Regions from separate parts of the Homo sapiens genome. Here region 2 is linked to region 1. Evidence: read pairs that join two places in POLR2A ChIA-PET (ENCODE). Cell type or tissue: MCF 10A. All regions are shown on one strand. Each heading gives the region's core, and the rest is flanking DNA. Links, peaks and the distances in the headings are about the cores only. Region 1 has its middle 51 kb from the start of NPTX2. Region 2 has its middle 73 kb from the start of BAIAP2L1.

The links. Peaks named below come from ENCODE experiments on the same cell type or tissue, not always from the same donor. Only the 100,000 strongest peaks of a DNase experiment are listed, where the experiment ranks them.
Region 2: POLR2A ChIA-PET joins it to region 1 with 6 read pairs; 1 of 35 experiments calls an interaction of 5 or more read pairs at or near these places.

The regions. Positions count from the first base shown.
Region 1 is chr7:98,563,746-98,569,124 of GRCh38, forward strand. No RefSeq gene overlaps it. Among named protein-coding and RNA genes, the nearest start is that of NPTX2, 51 kb to the right of the region's middle. In MCF 10A, for the core only: no CTCF peak of the experiment used is centred there; a DNase peak (open chromatin) is centred at 3,286.
Region 2 is chr7:98,471,731-98,477,109 of GRCh38, forward strand. No RefSeq gene overlaps it. Among named protein-coding and RNA genes, the nearest start is that of BAIAP2L1, 73 kb to the left of the region's middle. RefSeq lists an enhancer at 3,757-4,303. In MCF 10A, for the core only: no CTCF peak of the experiment used is centred there; a DNase peak (open chromatin) is centred at 3,021.

The DNA of each region.
Region 1 (5,379 bases), core at 184-5,183:
ATGCAATTCTTCCACCTCAGCCTCCCGAGTAGCTGGAATTACAGGCGTGCGCCACCATGTCCGGCTAATTTTTGTTTTTTTTATAGAGAAGGGGTTTTACCATGTTGGCCAGGCTGGTCTCGAACTCCTGACCTCAAGTGATCCGCCTGCCTTGGTCTCCTAAAGTGCTGGGATTACAGGCCTGAGCCACCATGCCCGGCCCACAGAGACTTCTTAATAGAGTGGAAAATGGAGCACCAAGCCACGCCAGCAGACAGATGGGTTTCTGGGACCAGATGCATCTGAAGGCTGAAGAGGGTGAGATGTAGCAGGTTATGAAGGAGGGTGGAACAGGTGACCGGTGAGGAATAGCCAGGAAGGAATCAAGGCTGGGAAGGTGGGGCCAGGACAGGTCTGATTGCCCATTCAATGTCGTGATGGCAAAAATCAAAGTTATCTTCAAGGTAATAGTAACAGGGTTGGAACATTCACTTAGAGGACACAGGTGTGAGAGATGGGCTTGGATGGGTCAGTGGAGGTCCAGTGTTGAAGTGTTCATGAGACAGCCATAGTGTGTCCAGAGGGCAGCCAGATTCAGAGCTGGGGAACAGACACACAATGCAGACGAGGATGCAGGGCTTGGCATCACTACCATTTTTATTTTGCACATTCCCTTCCAGTCTCTGTTCCTGTGAGAAGCAGTTATAGCTCCCCTACTACAGACAGCCTGGGCTGGAGTCCAGCTCTGGCTCTCACTAGCTCTGCAGCATGTCACCCAGCTGAGCCTCTGTTTCCAGCAGCCATTGTTAGGACATGTGTAGATGCTTAGCACGGCCACGGCAACCTGCACACCATTTGCTGAAACACGCCACTTCTCAACCCCCAGCACGGGAATGGTCTGGTGATATAGTTTGGATATTTGTCCCCTCCAAATCTCATGTTGAAATGCGGCCTCCAATGCTGGAGGTGGGGCCTGGTGGGAGGTGTTTGAGTCATGGGGGTGGATCCTCCATAGATGCGTTGGTGCCATCTCCATGGTAATGAGTGACTTCTCGCTCTGTTAAATTCATGTGAGAGCTGGTTGTTTAGCCTGGCATCTCCTCCCCTCTCTCTTGCTCCCTCTCACCATGTGATGCCTGCTCTCTGTTTACCTTCTGCCATGATTAAAAGCTTCCTGAGGGCTCATCAGAAGCAGATGCTGGCACCATGCTTGTTGTACAGCCTGCAGAACTGTGAGCCAAAATAAACCTCTTTTCTTTGTAAATGACTCAGCCTTGCATATCCCTTTATAGCAGTGCAAATGGACTAACACATCCTGGTAGGCTGCCTTCATAGAAATCGAGTGAATTGATGTTTCTGCTGTCCTCAGAGGGGGAAGATCTACTTTGGGGGAATTAATTTTTCTCCAGTCTTTGTCTCCAATATATACAGCTGTCCTGCTTCACTACAAAGCACACGGAGGACACAATACAGTTCCATGTGACCAGCCCTTCCTCCCCTCTTTTTTGCTCTGTGGGCAGGACTACAGGACACAGGGTCAAGTGGTTTTACATAATGCAATTAACTCACACAATAGTGCTGGTTTGCAGAGGATTGTTCTCAGAAGAGGGTCTGGAGGCACCAACAAACACAGCGGATGTAGGACCCAGGGCACCAGCACTCAGAGTATGTTGCTGCTTGAATGGCAAGCCCTGCTCAGACGTTCAGACAGTTCCCTGTTTTCCCTGTGTCATGTTCTGGCTTTAGACAATGAGACACATACACAGTGCCCAGGAGAAAATCTGATCCAAATCCACTCTGAAAACTTGTGATTTCAGTGAAGATAGTAAGCAGAGACAAGTAATGAAGGCCTTGCCTTTCTCATGGGGAACTCAGGAGGAGGTTCCTTGGGACCCAGGGGTCCTACCTCATGGCCTCTATGTGTCCAAAGAGTCAAGATCTATTTAACTCCAGCCTCAGTCAGACCTCAAAGGCTGTTCCCAAAAGACCATTCGAAATTCAAGGGATGAACTGGGGATCAGTGTGTAGAACAAGTGAAATTATTCCAATGAAAGATTTAGTGATGTCTGGTTTGCTCCTATCAGTCATATTTCATATAGTTTCTCTGATATCGCATCAGAAGAATACTAAATAGGGAGTTTGGTTGTACAACTTTAATAATGCCAGCCAAAGAAAGGGAATACATTTGAGGATCTATGAGACTCTGGCAAGCAGAATATTTTAATATTTGGCAGTATCTTTGTTCAGCAGCGTAATTAACCCCCTGCTATGGACCTGGCATTATGCTAATTGCTATCAGGGCTGCTATAATGTGAATGTGTCCCCCAAAAAGCATGTGTTGGAAACTTTATTTCCAATGCAACAGTGTTGGCAGGTGGGCCTAATGGGAGGTGTTTAGGTCATGGGGTCTCCACCTTCATTAATGAATTAATGCTGATTATGAAAGTTTTGAGGCTGCAAGTTTGATCTCTTGCTCTCCCTAGCCCTCTCTTTGCTCCTCTGCCATGAGATGACACAGCAAGAAGGCCCTTGCCAGATACCAACCCCTTGATCTTGGACTTCCCAGCCCCCTAGAAGTGTGAGTCAATAAATTTCTGCTCATTATAAATTACCCAATCTCAGGTATTCTGTTGTAGCAGCACAAAATGGACTAAGTCGGGATCTAAACATAACAGGTGCCTGATAAAAGCTCATTGGGTGGATGGTTGGATGGATGGATAGATGGAGAGATAGATGAATGGATGGATGGATAGGTAGATGGATAGATGGATGAATGAGTAAATGACAGGGTGAAGAAGGGGATGTGTGTCATGTCCTCAAGTCATCACGGTGACACTTCATGCCTCCTTTGCATGTTGTAATGGACAGAGCATTCTCATTTACTCCTCTTGTGTACATTCTGTGATTGAGTCCATTACAGCATGTGAACATCTGTCTGTCTGTCCTTCCTCTAACACCAGAGTGAGGCCTAAGGATTTGCTAGTTTCCCTATGAATAGCTTTGCTTTTCTGTGTTTCAGTCCAGTTCCTTTGGCAGAAATGACAACACGGTGTCTGGGGAGAGTTTAGCCCCAAATAGACTTTCTGCCTCAGATAATAGCAGAAGCTTTCATTTCACTTAGTTTATTAGATTTAGCCCTAGGTGGAAGGGTGAGCTACTCCCTACTCCTAGAGGATTTGTACCACACTACAGAAAAATCCCAAGATGACACATAGGGAAGGAAGTCCAGGGCAAAGCAGTGCAGAGACTATGGGCACTTTTCATTTGAGGGAATTGTGCAACCAGGGACAGCTGTTTCCAAAAGTCTTTGCTGAGACACGCTACCAACATCAGAGTTGAAATCCAGGTCGACTAATTAACCTTGGTTCCCATGACAACTAGCAGCGTGCACCCATCTGCCCCCAGGCAAGAAAGCATCTCTACAAGTGGCCTTGGGGAGAGACAAGAGGCAAAGCATCAGGGAGGAATATGAGAGCTGCCACTTCTGCTGTCCTGGCCAGGACTACAGAGGTCCTTTAAGAGGGTGGAGTCCAAACTGCATTCCTTCCACATCATCCTGAATATTGGGAAACGGAGGCCATGAAATTCCCAGAGGAATCCGTTAAGGCATGTCTATTCCCATAGGATCCCTGTACATTCTGGGAGATTCGTAGGTCCCAGGCAGCCGTGACCCTGGCAGGGAGATGGAAAAATTTAGTCTCGGGACGAGAAACCGAGGCTGTGGCCAACCCCATCTAATTATCTTTCACTAACTTTGTGATGTTTGGAGAATGTCACACTGGCTTTGAGAATGTCTCAGTTCTTGGGTCCTGTGTTCCAGAAGAACCTATTAATTGATAGAGGGGCGGGGGAGGGTGGTGTCTTAGCTCCTATTTTATTTATTTATTTATTTATTTATTTATTTATTTATTTTTGAGACGGAGTCTCGCTCTGTCACCCAGGCTGGAGTGCAGTGGCACAATCTCGGCTCACTGCAACCTCTGTTTTGTGGGTTCAAGTGATTCTCCTGCCTCAGCCTCCCGAGTAGCTGGGATCACAAGTGCGTGCCACCACGCCCCCGCTAATTTTTGTATTTTTTGGTAGAGACAGGTTTCCCTATGTTGGCCAGGCTGGTCTTGAACTCCCGACCTCAGGTGATCCACCCACCTTGGCCTCCAAAGTGCTGGGATTACAGGTGTGAGCCACCGCACCCGGCCCTTAGCTCCTATTTAAATGTATATATATATTTAGGTTAGTTAATTTCAGAGATGGCAAAACAAAAAGAAAATGTGTGTGCATCGGAGGGAACCTTTGATCCACAGCCACCGGCCTGTGCTTGGAGACATTTCTGGCTCGTCTTCAAAATTCTGTGCTAATTGACATTTGTCTTTTTCTCTGTGAAGCCCGCCATCCCCAGGTCATTAGGACATTGGGTCTGGGCTGTAGTTTCTCTCCCATCAGGGCCAGACACTGCAGCAATTATCATAAAAGACAGTCGGATAAGGAACTTGCTTTGTAGGCTTAACTAAATTATTAGACTCCTCTTGTGACCAGAAAGACTCTCCTTTTATTTGGCACTGAAAAGTTCTCAGGCATGTGTCTGCACAGAACAAAAGGCGCCTAGACATCTTTATTTCTGCCCAACTCCTTTCCCTACCCCAAAACGCTATCTAGAAGTAAAAGATGACACATGCATTACAGAAACAAAATGACTCCCCTGACAATGGGAGCCGCAGTCTGGAAGATACATCTGAAAAGAGTAGTGAGAGGACCTTATTTTTCTGATTCTATGTTGTCTGAGGAAGCTTTTTGTTTGTTTGTTTTGTTTTTGAGACAGGGTCTTGCTCTGTTGCCCAGGCTGGAGTGCAGTAGCATGATCAGGAATCACTGCAGCCTCAAACTCCTGGGCTCAAGCGATCCTCCCACTTCAGCCTCCTGAGTAGCTAGGATTACAGGTAATGTGTCACCACACTTGGCTAATTTTTGTTTCTTTAGAGATGGGGTCTCTCTATGTTGCCCAGGCTGGTCTTGAACCCCTGGCTTCAAGCAATCCTCCTGCCTTGGCCTCCCAAAGTGCTGGGATTACAGGTGTGGGCCACTACTTCTTGTCCTGGGGAAGCAATTTTTAAGAAATGTCCCATCTTGATGCAGTGTAAGGTTTTGAAATATTTGCCCCCAATTACCGCAGTGGTGGGCAGGATGTGGAATAATTTGGAAATAAGGAAAAACTTCAGGAAAGGTGGAGGGGAAGTACTCGTGGCATAAAGTTAGGGGCACAAGTCCCAGGCAGCAAAGCTAATGGGGCTTAATTAGTGGCCAGAGCTGGATCCAGAGCCGTGTCCCTGGCAGGCAGCCAGAACACAGCCTCACTTAAGGCCCGGGAATCCCTCCCTGCCTCATGAAGCTGAGTCTCTGGTCTCT
Region 2 (5,379 bases), core at 196-5,195, 92 kb before region 1:
AAACTGAGGCCCAGGGAGGCGAGTTGGAGCTAGATCTGCCTCATTTCAGATCTGTCTTGTCAGATAAACATATTTAAAACTAGCAAGTACAGAGAAAATGAATGTTGAGTAAATAATTTTAAAGAATGTATCCTCTTATGTTCCAATGAGGGGGTTTTTAAAATTTGATTTTATTGTTGTAACAGAAGCTCTTATTTCCACGTCTTCTTAAAGGGACTTTACTATCCCATATGTTTAAAGCACAATTTAAAGAGAACAAGGCCAGGTGCTGTGGCTCATGCCTGTTATCCCAGCACTTTGGGAGGCAGGAGGATTGCTTGAGCCCAGGAGTTTGAGACCAGCTTGGGCAACATAGTGGAGCCCTGTCTCTACAAAAGAAAAAATTAGCTGGGTGTGGTGGCGCGTGTCTGTAATCCCAGTTACTCAGGAGGTTGAGGCAGGAGAATCACCTAACCCGGGAGGCAGAGGTTGCAGTGAGCCAAGATGGCGCCACTGCACTCCAGCCTGGGTGACAGAGGGAGAACCTGTCTGTGGAAAAAAAAAAAAGAGAGAGCGAGCGAGAGAGAACAAATCAGTTTTGAATAATTATATAATTAAGTTACCACAGGGCACAGACTTGTACCCTGACTTGTAGCTCATGCAGACACATCTTACCTGGTCCTTTGGTGGAGAAGGGGCAAGATGGCTGGCCCCAACAGGGAGTCGAGGCTGGGCTGGAACCACAGGAAGGATGGAGACACAGAGGGAAGGGTGCCTGAGACCCTCGCTGCTGTCTCTGTAGTTAAGCATTTACTCCAAGCCCAGCACGTTGGCTGCACCCAGGAGCAGCTGCGGGGGCTCTGGGTCAGGCTCACCGGACCCTCGTCTGCTGAGAGGAGCCTCCTGTCAACCCCAGCCCCCTGGATGGACCAACCAAGGGCAGACTGCCCCGGTCTCCAGGTTTCTTTTGCATGAAAAGCTGTGCTCAATAATCCTATCAAAGCTGTCAGCCGACCAAGCCCAGAGACCAGCTGTCTCAAGGAAACAGTAAACCAGATGAAGGATGCCTTTCTCCGATTCGGTTGACATGCTTTATGTGTGAGCACTCTTACGACAACAGCAGGTATATAAAAAGGCTCAGTTACAGTTTCTTGGAAATAATAAAATAACTCGGAGGGACTCGTATGCCAAGGAGCTTGAAGATGAATGCCTGGCCATAAAAGTGGGCTCTCTTCATATTTCATAAAGCTGTGGTTCAGCTGTCTGGCAGGTTGAGGAATGAAAGGTGGGATTATTTTAGGAACGTTTTATGTTGCATCCAGAAGTATCCAGTTTATTGTATAAACAGCACTCAGACTTGAATGAAGGCAACAAGCATGATCGTTTTCTCCCTTCAGAAATCCTTTTGGGAGATAACAGTTTTAGGGCTAATTGAGTATAACATCAAATAATTATCAGCTATTGCTATACAGGAAGGAAATCCCTCTTTCATCTCTATAGTGTGTGCCATGCATCGGGCTACTTGGGGTTGAGGAATTATTGTCTCAGTGTTACAAATGGGGAAACTGAGGCTCAGAGTGGCAGCGTGACTTGTGCAAGGCCTCAAAACAGAAAAAAAACAGGGCCAGACGAGGTGGCTCACACCTATAATCCCAGCACTTTGGGAGGCTGGGGCAGGAGGATTGCTTGAGCTCAGGAGTTCAAGACCATCCTGGGCAACATAGTGAGACCCCCGTCTCTACAAAAAATACAAAAAATTAGCTGAACATGGTGGCACCTGCCTGTAGTCCCATCTACTTGGGAGGTTAAGGTGGGAGGATCACTTGAGCCCGGGAGGTGGGGGCTGCAGTAAGCTGTGATTGCGCCACTGCACTCCAGCCTGGGTGACGGAGTGAGACCCTGTCTCTTAAAAAAAAGAAAAGAAAAGAAACAGACTGGGAATCAACCAAAGGACGAGGCAAGAGGACTGTACATGAGACTGTCTGTACACTGTAGTCTTCATTATCTAGTTTAAAACGGATTCATTCTCTTTAAATTGTGCTTTAAACATATGGAATAGTTAAGTCCCTTTAAGAAGACTTGAAAAGAAAAGCTTCTGTTACAAAAATAAAATCAGAATTAAAAAGAAAAACCCTCATTAGAACATAATAGGATCTATTCATTAACATTATTTACTCAACATTAATTTTCTCTGCACTTGCTGATTTTAAATATTTTTAAATATTTCATAAGACAGATCTGGAATTATTCATTTATTATGGTAACACCTCAGTGTTTAATGTATTTTCAATACTTTTCTAAAGTGAAGTCTCACTTTAGTGTCATTTTTTTCTTTTTCTTTCCTTTCTTTTCTATCTAAAATTAGAAGTTGGGTTAAAAGACGTGGAAATTCAGGGCCAGTGGGGAGGTGAAGCTCTCCTCAAAATGTTTTATTTTAGTTCCTTGAGTTGACTTTTTTTTTTTTCCAGTTTGATTCACGTATAATTGTAGTATGTTATGCCACACATATTTAAACTATACAATTTGGGCTGGGCGTGGTGGCTCACGCCTGCAATCCCAGCACTCTGGGAGGCCGAGATGGGTGGATCGCCTGAGGTCAGGAGTTCCAGACCAGCCTGGCTAACATGGTGAAACCCTGTCTCTACTAAAAATACAAAAAAATTAGCAGAGCGTGGTGGGGGTGGGGTGGGGTGGGGGGGGCGCCTGTAATCCCAGCTACTTGGGAGGCTGAGGCAGGAAAATCTCTTGAACCCAGGAGGTGGAGGTTGCAGTGAGCTGAGATCTCACCATTGCACTCCAGCCTGGGCAATAAGAACAAAACTCCATCTCAAAAAAAAAAAAAAAGTATACAATTTGATCAGTTTTAACATATTTAGTAATTCATATAGAGAGTCATGTGTTGCTTAATGACAAGGATACTTTCTGAGAAATGCATTGTTAGGCGATTTCATGGTTGTGTGAAATCACAGAGCGTGTTGCTGCAAACCTAGGTGGTGTGGCCTACTACACACCCAGGCTGGATGATGTAGCCTGTTGCTCCTAAACTGCAAACCTGCACAGCATGTGACTGTACTGAATATTGCAGGCAATTGCAACACAATGGTAAGTATTCGTGTATCTAAATATATTGGCTGGGCGCGGTGCCTCATGTCTGCAATCCCAGCACTTTGGGAGGCCGAGGCAGGCAGATCACTTGAGGTCAGGCATTGGAGACCGGCCTGGCCAACATGGTGAAACCCCAATTTTACTAAAAAAAAAATAAAATTAGCTGGGTGTGGTGGTTTGTGCCTGGAGTCCCAGCTACTCAGGAGGCTGAGGCAGGAGAACTCCTTGAACCTGGGAGGCAGAGGCTGCAATGAGCTGAGATCACGCCACTGCACTCCAGTCTGGGCGACAGAGCGAGACTCCGTCTTAAAAACAAAACAAAACAAAAACATAGGCCAAGTGTGGTGGCTCACTCCTGTAATCCCAGCACTTTGGGAGGCCTAGGCGGGTGGATCACCTGAGATCAGGAGTTTGAGACCAGCCTGGGCAACATGGCAAAACCCCATTTCTACAAAAAATACAAAAAATTAGCTGAGTGTAGTGGTGTGTGCTTGTAGACCCAGCTACCTGGGAGGTTGAGGTGAGAGGATTGCCCGAGCTGGAGAGGTTGAGTCTGCAGTGAGCCGAGATCATACCACTGCACTCCAACCTGGGCAACAGAGTGAGACCCTGTCAAAGAAAAGAAAGAAAGAGAGAGAGGGGGGAAGAAAGAAGGAAAGAAATAAAGAGAGAAAAGGAAGGAAGGAAAAAGAAAGAAGGAAAAAAAGGAAGGAAGGAGGGAGAGAAGGGAGGGAGGAAGGAAGGAAGGAAAGAAGGAAGAAAGGAAGGAAGGAAGGTAGGAAGGAAGTAAGGAAGGGAGGGAGGGAGAGAGGGAGGGAGGGAGGCATTTATTTGTAGCTTGCCAAGCAAGAAGGACCAGGTAGCAAAATGCTCGAATCCTGGCTCACCGATGGCTTTTGCAGGCAAAAGTTTTTAAAGGCAGAGATATATTTCAGAAAAGCAGAAGCTACAGGCAAAATTGTGAATGAGTACACAAAGGTTACACATTGGTTTAGGCCTAAAAGGGTGGTGAGATATCTTGAAGCGAGGGCTTAGTGGTCATAGGTAGACTCAAAGATTTTCTGATTTTCAATTGGTTAAGGAAGAGATGCTTTGTTTAAAACTTTGGGGTCAGCAGAGAAAAATGTTAACTGTCTCAGGGGTGTGATGCCCTCCAAGACCCTCAGAAAGAAATTTAGACCAAAGAATGGTGCTCAGAATTCAGTCTTCAGTTCCCCCTTATCTCAGGCCTTCAGTAGAGGTCCAGGTTTCTGAAACACAGCTCAGGGACATATGGTAAGATGTTATCTTTAGTTTCTATAGGGAAAGCAAACATCTCTGGAACTCTTACTTTCTTGGCTTATTGTTTTAAGCTACTATTACTTTTTTTTTGAGATAGAGTTTTGCTCTTGTTGCCCAGGCTGGAGTGCAATGGCACGATCTTGGCTCACCGCAACCTCCGCCTCCTGGGTTCAAGCAATTCTCCTGCTTCAGCCTCCCGAGTAGCTGGGATTACAGGCATGCACCACCACGCCTGGCTAATTTTTGTATTTTTAATAGAGACGGGGTTTCACCATGTTGGCTAGGCTGGTCTCAAACTCCTGATCTCAGGTGATCCACCCGCCTTTGCTTCCCAAAGTGCTGGGATTATAGGTGTGAGCCACCGTGCCGGCCCTATTGCTACCTTTCGTTTTAACAATTGACTTATTTACTTCTGGGGCTAGCTAGATGCCTGGGATTTCCCTTGTAAGAACCAGAATTTTCCTTAATTTCCATGCTGTGAGGTCCACAGGCACCTAAAAAAGAGGTCCCTGCTCCCTCTCATTTCTCAGCTGGCGGACAGCCTCTTGCCTCTCTGTGGGGATTCAAGATGTTGGCCCATCCTCCACTGTCCCCAGGTAGTCGATGACCTTGGTGGTCAGGATGGACTCTTAGGATCATGGGTGGGGGGGGGGTGTGTTTGGAGCTTTCTTGACCCCGGGAAAGCTGCAGGATGACACCTTGAATTTTCTCTGCAGTGCCACGGGAACTGGCAATTGCATTTAGCACTCGTTTGTCCTCTCTGCGTGCTAAGTGATTGGTGACACATGGAGGCACTGATTGTTTCCTAAGGGCTCTTTTACGAGATCTCCAATAAAGTTCTAAGCGGATCATGCCTGTTTGGGGAAAGATAACACCAGTGTGAGGCCCAGGAGTTTCTCAGAAGAAATTCTAGCTGGATGAGCATTTAAGGAAGGAGATGAAGTCAGCGTTTGGAGACAATGAATTAGATGGCTGGATATGTCACCGCAATCATGAATAATAAATGAGCAGGAA